Regions from separate parts of the Homo sapiens genome. Here region 2 is linked to region 1. Evidence: chromatin contacts called from ENCODE Hi-C or POLR2A ChIA-PET data. All regions are on one chromosome and are shown on one strand. The core of a region is the stretch at or near the end of the contact, and the rest is flanking DNA. Distances in the headings are between cores, read along the strand shown. Region 1 has its middle 68 kb from the start of TLE3. Region 2 has its middle 170 kb from the start of TLE3.

Evidence for each region. A loop is a pair of places that touch in the nucleus more often than their neighbours do. ChIA-PET counts read pairs that join two places held with the same protein, here RNA polymerase II (POLR2A). Pooled maps may share reads with other maps.
Region 2: a map of ascending aorta shows a loop between it and region 1 (2.1-fold over the local background). The contact joins two enhancer-like sites. A Hi-C loop is called at or near these places in 5 of 168 maps with a recorded cell type or tissue (ascending aorta, heart left ventricle, heart right ventricle and 1 more) and 8 of 50 pooled maps. POLR2A ChIA-PET finds 5 or more read pairs at or near these places in 1 of 52 experiments (A673).

What each region holds. Positions count from the first base shown.
Region 1 is chr15:70,163,341-70,167,975 of GRCh38, forward strand. No RefSeq gene overlaps it. Among named protein-coding and RNA genes, the nearest start is that of TLE3, 68 kb to the left of the region's middle. Within about 2 kb of position 1,756, at least 16 of the 41 ENCODE cell types and tissues checked have a DNase peak (open chromatin) inside an H3K27ac peak, as active enhancers do; they include ascending aorta and heart right ventricle, where a contact is called at or near this core.
Region 2 is chr15:70,269,705-70,274,360 of GRCh38, forward strand. No RefSeq gene overlaps it. Among named protein-coding and RNA genes, the nearest start is that of TLE3, 170 kb to the left of the region's middle. RefSeq lists an enhancer at 1,726-2,020. Within about 2 kb of position 1,872, at least 15 of the 41 ENCODE cell types and tissues checked have a DNase peak (open chromatin) inside an H3K27ac peak, as active enhancers do; they include ascending aorta and heart right ventricle, where a contact is called at or near this core.

The DNA of each region.
Region 1 (4,635 bases), core at 506-3,005:
CCCTGGTTTTCTCATTTGTGACAAGGCATCCCTGGTGGCATTGTTGTGTCAATTAAAGCAGAGTGTTTACATTGTACCAGGCCCACACTGAGGGTTCAGCAAGTCTTAGGTTTTGTTTCCCCTGCCTGGTTCTTAGCCTCACTGAAAAAGGAAAAAGAGAGGCTTATCCTCACAGAGATTGAAGGAGAGTGGGTGCTGGGCGACCAAGAGCTAGGGACCCAGGAGAGAGAAAAATGCACACCCAAGAGATGGCAAAGGGGCCCCTTCTGATGACGAGCTAGGGGCTCTACTATCCTACTGGGGTCTGGCCCACCCTCGTTACTATGGGTTTCTGGTTGCAGGAGACCTTAGAGGGGCTGATCCTGCCCCCATCTTCCCCACCCACACACCAAGGAAGGCTGGTTGTGGATAACTGAAATCCCAGAGTCTGCTTCTGCCATGCTCTTGAGGCTGAGGAATGGGCTCAGACAGGTGGGATCCCTGTTACTACATCAGCACTAAGACAAAGGGACAAGCTCTGGACCAAGAATTAGGAGGCTGGCTCAGGGCTAGTTATTTTTCTGGGTCTTGGATTCCCCATCTGGGAAACATGGAACCAACAGTATCTATCTGCTTGGACTACCATGCAAGTCTGCACATGATCTAACTCCAAAGGAGTTGGTCACCCAGATGTTCCTTTTGGGGCTCCTGGGGGCTTCCGGTGCGCTCTTGCACTCGCGCGCTCTCTCTCTCTGTCTCTCTCCCTGAGGTGAAGACATAAGAGGCAGCAGATGGCCAGGACCTTTGCTGTGGTCCCAGGAGCCCTCACTGGGTAAATAACACTGACTCCCAGTAAGCCTGGAAATTTCCATTCTTTAGGGAGAACATTAGTGAGCATAGTGCCAGCCACTATTTTAGTCACTTTTAACCCAGGCTGCCTGGCTCCAAAGACCACACTCTCTTGCCCACTACATGGTATTGCCTCTTGTGAAGCACACACATAATATTCAGTATGTGGCTCTGGAGTGGGACTGTGTATCAGTTAGCTATTGCTGTATAACAAGTAAGTCTAAAAACTAAGTGGTTTATTTTTCACAATTCTATAGGTTGTCTGGGCAGTGCCTCTGCTGCTTTCTGCTGGGCTCATTCGCTCAGCTGCATTCAGCAGGAGGGTGGGCTGGAAGGGCTGCTGGACTGGGGAATCCACCGTGGCTTGATGCACATGTTTGATGCTGGAGTGCCTCAGTTCTCCTCCAAGTGTCCTCTCACCCTCCAATAAGATAGACAAGCAGCCTTGGGGCAGCATCCCAAGGGCAAGAGCAGAAGCTGTCAGGCCTTTGGGGCCCAGGCTGCTGAACTTGCTGGTACCTTTCCATCACATCCTGTTAGTCATGGTGAGTCCAGATTGACTGGACGAGGGAAACAGATCCCACCTCTTGATGGAAGGAACCTCAAAGACATTGTGGACATATTTAATTTGCCACAAGATGCCTGGGTTTAACTCTCAGTTTGGACACTTGCTAGTTGTAAACTTGAGCTTTTCACTTAACCTGTCTGAACCTCAATCTCCTTCTCTGCAAAATGGGGACAATCCTAATCCCCCTTGTCAAGTTTTATGACGACTAAGTGAGAAAAGGGCATGAAGTGCTTTGCCCAGTACCTGAGACATAAGCGCCCATTGTGATTATATTAATAGACCCTGCTCTTACTCGTCCATGACCTCAGGGCAGAAAAGGACTTTGAGGAATTCAGAGAGGCCTGGTGCCCTGGCCAGCTGACAGCAGAGCCTGACAATTAGCTAGGTCTCCCGACTCCCCGTCCAGTGTTCTTTCTGCCACACAAGCTGCCACTCTTAGACTGAGCACAAAAGACAAATCTTCCAGTCTGGGGATGGCAGATCGATTTTCTCACCCTTGCTGGCTGTGATTGATTGGTGGTGCTGCCCTGAGTTCTGCAGTGAGAAAAGCTGTGAGGTCTGGCCCCAGCTCAGTGGGAAGGAGGGCCAGGATCGATCGGTGATGTTTGCCCTGGGTGCAGTCGCGGGGCGGGGGCACACACGCAGTTTGCTTGCCATTCCTGCTCTGGTCTTAGCTCTGACCTCACCCCTGTGGCTGTACTAGGTGCTGGGTGAACAACGTGCTCCAGGCCTTTCATGTCACAGAAGAGGACGCAAGGTCCGGACTGGTCAGGAGATTGGCCTCATGGTCACACAGCAGGATGTTTCCTGGTCAGTGACTTTCCCATGTTTCCATTCTTCCCAGATCCCTGGGGAGTCTGGACAAGTGTGTGTCTGGCTCCTGTGGCCTGAGTTTCCAATTCCCAACTAAGAAAGGTAGAGATTCCAGGGCTTTCTGCTCTGGCTCAGGCCTCAGGCAGGGGGTCCTTAAAGCACCAGCATGGGGAAAAAGGCTTCTCGGCTCTTTGTTTGGATTCAGACAGGGCATTTTCAAGTTTCTTGAGATCACAGTGGAGGCCAGCCAATTCTATTTTCACTCGAGGCTCAATCATCTCTTTCCCTGGTCTTCTGCACACACGGGCTGGCGTGAACTCAGATGCGGCAGGCCCACAATTAGGAGAGAGGGAGGAGTAGTTACTCAGGCGCTCAGGGCCAGCAGGTTTGGAGCACCCTTTCCGAGGCAAAGACATGACACAAATCTTCCCACTGCCCAGCCAATTCCTCCTCGTGTATCTGCCTGGGGTGACACTCAGACAAGGTCTGCACTCAGGCCCAGCCATTAAGGAATTCATTAATCAGAATCCTGTTTACAGCTCTCTGGCAAGCGATCATAATTTACTGGCTCAAGCCAGACCCTGGGCCTTCCTGCAAACTGCTGTGACATTTGGTAAAAATATCAGCTGGGGACTGGGCCAGGCCGGGAGGTGTGTATGCAATTCATGCTGACTTGTGAAACAGAGGTGCTGTGTGGGTCACAGGCACTAGGGAAGGCTGGAGGACAGGCTGTCACTGGTTCCAGGTGTCACCTTGGACAAGTCACTTCCCTGTCATCTCACATCTGTATTGCAAGAGGTTTGGAGTAAGTCAGATGGCAAGTCTGTCAGCCCACAGACTCGCCCCTTGTGCTCTGCACAGGATCCACTAGCATGGGTTTTTTTTTTTTTTTTTAAATAAAACAATAGAAAATGGAATCCCTTGCCAACATTTACAAACTGCAAATTTCACTTGAAAATCTAGATTTCTGGTACATGGGGAGTGTACTCCTATCTGGCAATGAGAGCCTGAAGCTGAGTATTTCCCGACATCTCCAGATGGGTCTGTGGTCTCAGGTTTGCCAAGGTTAGCAACGATCCCTGCTACAAGGCATGGGCCCAGGGCCTCCATGTACGGCCGTGCAGGTTGCACACTATTGTGGAGCCAAAAGGGGGCTGAATCCCTACAATCTGCTGGCATGCCGTGGGCACTCGTGGCGTTTACATCTCCAGAGGAAGGGGTCTTTTTTATAATTCTCACAATGGCCTTGTTTGGGCCAGCCATGGTCCTGCCTGGGCCCACAGTTCTGTAGTTTGCATTCCACAGAGGGCCAGGGTGGGGCTTCCCTAGCGCCACAGGCAGGGACACTGGCAGGCCATGGGCTGGGAGGCCTTGGGGAAATCTCTACTCTTCTCTGGGCCATAGTTTCCTCACTTAAAAAACAAGGGCATGCGCTAGCTGATCTCAGGGGCAATTCTAGCTGTAGAATATAATTCACCGGAGGGGAAGAGGTCATGGCCGGGGCACACGAGTGGGGAGCTGGGCTGTGTGGCTCCGCTCTGGGGAGAAGGCTCCAAAGCCTAACAGGAGCCAGCAATAGGGGCACAGCACAGACTGGGCACAGCCCTCCTGCCCCCAGCCTCATCTTTCAGTGCTCTTCAAGGCAAACTCTGGCCATCGGTGCTGGAAAAATTTATAATCTGGCCTTTTCCAGAAAAAGTTTATTGACCCCTGCCCTAGACCCACCAGTGCCCATGAAATTGGAGTTCGGATCAACTCAGCCCATTTTTCATATTTTACAAATGAAGGAAATGAGGCACAGAGAAGTTAAGCAACTTGTCCAAGGTCACACAGCTAGTGAGAGACAGAGTTAGCATCTGAATCTAGTGAGTCTGACTCTGGAAAAGCACTTTTCCAAAGTAGTGAGATTTCAAAGAACAAACCAATGCCCAGAGCACAGGCTAGAAAATGGACAATGTACGGCCCCTGTATTGGGCATTTTATTCCAAGGCACTTTCCTCCCTGGAATATATATTTTAGTTGATCATCAGAAGAGGGTTTATACAGGAGAGGGTATGTGTAATTAATGCTTTTTGTTTTTGAAGCTTTGAAGTGGGGCCATGAGATAGTCTAGTCTATGAGGCTCATTTGGAAAGTGGCTATTTGCACATGGCAGCCAGGGAGAGAAGGGTTCACTAAGTGACTGTCTAGGGCAGGGGGAATATTTAACCTATTTAGGAGAATGAATGGGATACAAGCACTCCTGAACCTATGTTTGTAGTTGATCCACAGTGTAGGTCCTTATAGAATATTGTTTGTTTCATGTTGATTGATGAATGGGTTTTATTTCCTCTATAAAAAAAAAATAAAAGAAAAGCATTCCTTGTAACAGGTCCTAAGGAATACCACTTAGGCGAACTTACTTAAAATCTGATACACCTCATAAT
Region 2 (4,656 bases), core at 622-3,121, 110 kb after region 1:
GCAATGACCATGAGCCCAGTACAAAGGTCACTGGACAATAAATAAAGGGGGCCAGATCTCAGCCTCTGATTCTCCTGCCTAATGGCTACATGGTCCTTAGGGTGAAGGACCATGCAGCCATTTGAAAACAGGCTCATGTCTTCCCTGTGCCCCCATCTCCAGGGCGTGCACTGTCTGCTCAGTATCTGTCTTGATTTGTCTTGGATGAGTGGGGGATGAGAATGAATGAATGACAGGCTGGAGAGCAGAGTGGTTAGGAGAGACAGACATGGGCCCAAACTGAAGTTCTGCCACTAACTGCATGCATGACCTGGAGTGAGTCAGCTCTCCTGCGCTTCAGGTTCACATTAGCAAACAGAAGTAATGAGGTCTTTTTTTGATGGAGAAAGGCTCAAATGAATGCCACAGAGACAGATCTCTGTACAGACTATAAGGTGCGGCACGCAGCTAGGGAGTTGTGCATGGCTCACTTCCCTCAGCCATGGCAGGATGCCAAGGACCTCTGCTTTCCTCAGGATGTCACAGTCCCTTCCCTTCCCAAGCCCATTTCTTTGGGGGCCAGTCTCCAGGCTAATGGCTGTGCATTTGGAGAGCTCTTTACAGTTTGCAAAGCATTGTGCACGGCAGGAGCATGCGGTGGACTTAGGAGGACACACTGTGGTGTTGGAGCTCCTTGGTGGCTTCCAGCTCTTCAGGTAGAAGCTTGCTGGGGATGTTGGTGCCCACTGGTAATCCACAAACTGAACGTGCTTCTCCAGCAGACATTGTCTCGGAGTGCCCTCCCCAGAGCTGAATGGCCTGGTTGGGCTTTCTTGACTGGAGAATTTCCTAACTGGGTAACTATTTTCCGGAAAACTGAGCCCACATTGTCTGCACAGGAAGCCAGTCTACATTGTGTGTGTCTCGTGTATGTGTGTGTGTGTATGTGTGTATGTGTGTGTGTGTGTTTAACCCAAAAAACAGATGTAATTTCTTCATGTATCAGGAAGCCTCCCTTTTCGCAAATGTTAAGGAACACAGCTCCCTTGGGCATAAAGTCAAGGAGGTTTCTTTTTATAGCAGTCTCAGTCGCAGCTCTGGCTTTGCTTATGAACTCGAGTTAGGGAAATTAGAATTAAAATTCCACCCCGACGAGAACACGGATTTGTCCTCCTGGGTCCTCCTACCCTCAGTGCCTCCACCGACACATATGAAGGCTCACAGAATGCCTTCTCCACCTACATGGCAGCGCCTACGTCAGTGACTCCTATCAAGGGTGGGCCCTACTGCAAAAGAGGTATGACAATGGGCACATGGCCATGGACTCCCCTAATCTTCTTGTGTACCCATTACAGAGAAGCAGTGGCCCATGACAATGGTGAAATGGCCTGTGAAAGGCTGAGCTCAGGTGCTAGCTTGGGGACCACCCCCTGTGGGACTGGAGGACTGTCTTTAGCATGTTGTCTATGCACCTAACCAACAGGCAATAAATGGTGCTGTCTTCCTACTGCTGGAATCCATGGGTCTGGGAAGCCAGGGCTGAACGTCCATTCCCTGTTGCCATCACTCCTAGTGACCCTCTAGCAGGATTTACACTTGCCACAAACCTTAGGCTCTGTGAGGTTAGGGGTCATGGTCCACAGACAGCCAATGTTTCTGTTGTGGGGCTAGTATTTCCTGCAGGTGACACTGTAAAGGTCCCACTGGATTTGAAGCTGTGACAGCTACCTGTCACTTTAGTTTTCTAGTGGACTAGCAGTGATGAAAGGAGTTACCATCCTGGCAGGATAATTCACCAGATTATTGTGAGGGCCAAGTCCTGTTGCTTTTCACAGCAGGGATTCTCTGCGAGTCTCTTGGTGTTCTTTTGCCTGATGAAAGGGACTTGTGAGTCAGCAATTGCAGCAACAACAGCTCAATAAGAACAGGACAAGCCAAGGGCTCAGACCTCTTCGGGATGAAGGTCTGAGTCATCCTGCTCAGTAAGCAGCACAGAGCAGACAAATTGCCGGTTGAGGGTGAGGGACATGGAGACTGGGGAATGGAGGGGAGATCTGATGAGTACCCATAAGGGCCTCAGGACAGGTGCAGGCACTGTGTCTTGTTTTATTAACCTCTTGCCTTAGGTCATCTCAGAGATCCCAAGGAAACTCTGTAGTCATTGGACTTGTACCCACTTCTTAGAGAAAGCAGGGACATTCAGTTCACACCAAACACAGAGGCCCCAGATTGTATGGGAGCTGGATGTGATGGAAGGGTAGATGCCTCTGTGGGTGGTACAGGGTGACACAGAGACACTTCTTACACCATCCTCAAAGCCTCTCAACCACCCATATCTCTGGGGTCTTAGACCTTTGCCCCTCACATTCCCCTGCAATGACCAACTTCATGTGACTCTGAACAACTGAATGTAGGTACAACCTCAAAGCAGTGCATCTCCTGTCTGTGCACACATCACTTCTGCTGTGGAGCTTTCCTCTTGCTGGTGACACTTGAAATGCAGCAAGACCCACTCAGCAGGCACACATGTGCAACCAGGAGACCTGGGGGAGTGAACACACCAGGGGCAATCCTTTGAGCCATAAGATACTGGAGCCCACGGGTAAATTCCTCTTCTCACCTCTTTCTGGATAGACTGTCTTAAGAAGTAGTTGCTACGTAGGGTCCTTTTTTTTCTTTTTTCTTTTTTTTATAGACAGAGTCTCGCTCTGTCACCTGGGCTGGAGTGCAATGGCATGATCTTGGCTCACTGCAACCTCTGCCTCCTGGGTTCAAGTGATTCTCATGCCTCAACCTCCTCAGTAGCTGGGATTACAGGCTCCGGCCACTATGCCTGGCTAATTTTTGTATTTTTAGTACAGACGGAGCTTTGCCATGTTGGCCAGGCTGGTCTTGAACTCCTGACCTCAAGTGATCTGCTCTTCTCAGCCTCCCAAAGTGCTGGGATTACAGGCATGTGCCACCGCACCTGGCCTACATAGCCTTTTGAGAGACCTTCTCATGACATCAAGCACTCAGTTGCTCTTGATGCCACTGGGTGGCTGAATTCTCCCGCATCCTTGCGTTGGCTTTTCCTGTCTCCAGTTTTGCCTATCGTTTCCCTCACTCCTGCGGCCCTCGCATCACACTGCTTAAAAGAGCAGTAGCACACAGGCCTTTACCTCAGGCCTTGCTTTGTAGAAAACTTTGGCTAAGACAAGATATTCAAGCCCCTTTAATCTTTGCCCCAAAGCAAGACAGTCAGTACCGTGATCCTCTCTCATTTTTGTCTTAGGAAAGTAAAGCGGAAAAAAGTTCAGTCCTTGATCCAGAACCAGATAACCAAGGCACAAAGACAGAGCTTGCGTCTGGCTCTGATTCCAAGCCTGGGGCTTGTTCCGGGGTGGGAGACTGCTGCCTCTGAGCAAGGTGGCATGTGAGAGGGTGCTGCAAAGGATGAGGGGAGGGGCTTAGGGGCTTACCCAGGAAGAGGGGAAGGGGGCAAAGGTTGGCTGGGGCAATGACACAGGGCCTGGTGAGTGTCATTGTGGCCAGAACAGGTTTCCTGGACAAGTAGTGGTAAGGTCAAGTCCCCAAGGTGGATTTTGAGTGCCTCTGAACAAAAGCATGGTGATGTTCAGAGGAAGTGAGTGATCCAAGCTTAAGGCTAAGAGGATGTCTCTAGAGCAGCCTCCTTTATTTCTTATCTCTTGGAGTCACAGAAGTCCCAGAGTGTGACACAGAGGAGACCTAGGCCCCATGCCTGCCAGAGTTTCCCATTCTACGCTCCTGGGAACTCTTGTGCTTCAAAGGACTTGATAAAATTGCCATGAAAAAAAAAGCCTCCTCTTAGAGGGTCTGCAGGTACTCTGTTATAGGAAAGGCCCAAAGCACACATGTTGGACAATAAATAAATAATGGTAACAAAACCCTGATTAACTTGAATCCAGCAAACTCATTAGACTCTGTACACTTTCAAAAAATTGCAACCTCCAATCCACCTCCTGGGTTCAAGCGATTCTCCTGCCTCAGCCTCCCAGCTAGCTGAGATTACAGCCGTGCGCCTCCATGCCCAGCTAATTTTTGTATTTTTAGTAGAGAGGGGGTTTTGCCATGTTGGCCAGGCTGGTCTCGAACTCCTGACCTCAAGTGATCTGCCCTCATCTGCCTCCCAAAGTGCTGAGATTACAGGCAGGAGCCACCCCACCTGGCCAAAAGCATTCTTTTCTGAATAACAAGTATTTCCATCTTTTTGCATACTGTATTCTACAGAGGAGTTATAGAATCATGTTTGGAAAAACACAGAGCTAACCCAGTCCCCTCATTTGACTGTGGAGAAAAACCACAGACCAGAGAGGTGATTCAACTTATCCAGAGACACACAGCAGGAGCTCACACACATCCTGATTCCCCAACCGGGGCTCTTTCTTCGACCTGGGAGAAATTTCCACTGCGTGATTGTTGCCAAGCTATTAATGAAAATGAGACCTAAATTAGCTTCAGAAAATGAGGTTTTAGCATTGGAAAGTTTTTGACTATTGAAATTGTGAATGCAAATGAGTCTATGTGCTAGAAATCTGTTAGCAAGTAAGAAAGAAGCTCCACAAATTCCAGCCTTTGGAACCCGTGGGGCCTTTTGGAGCCTCAGTTTACCCTTTTGTGAGGTGAGGTGGGAGGGAATAGGCCAGCCAATTACTA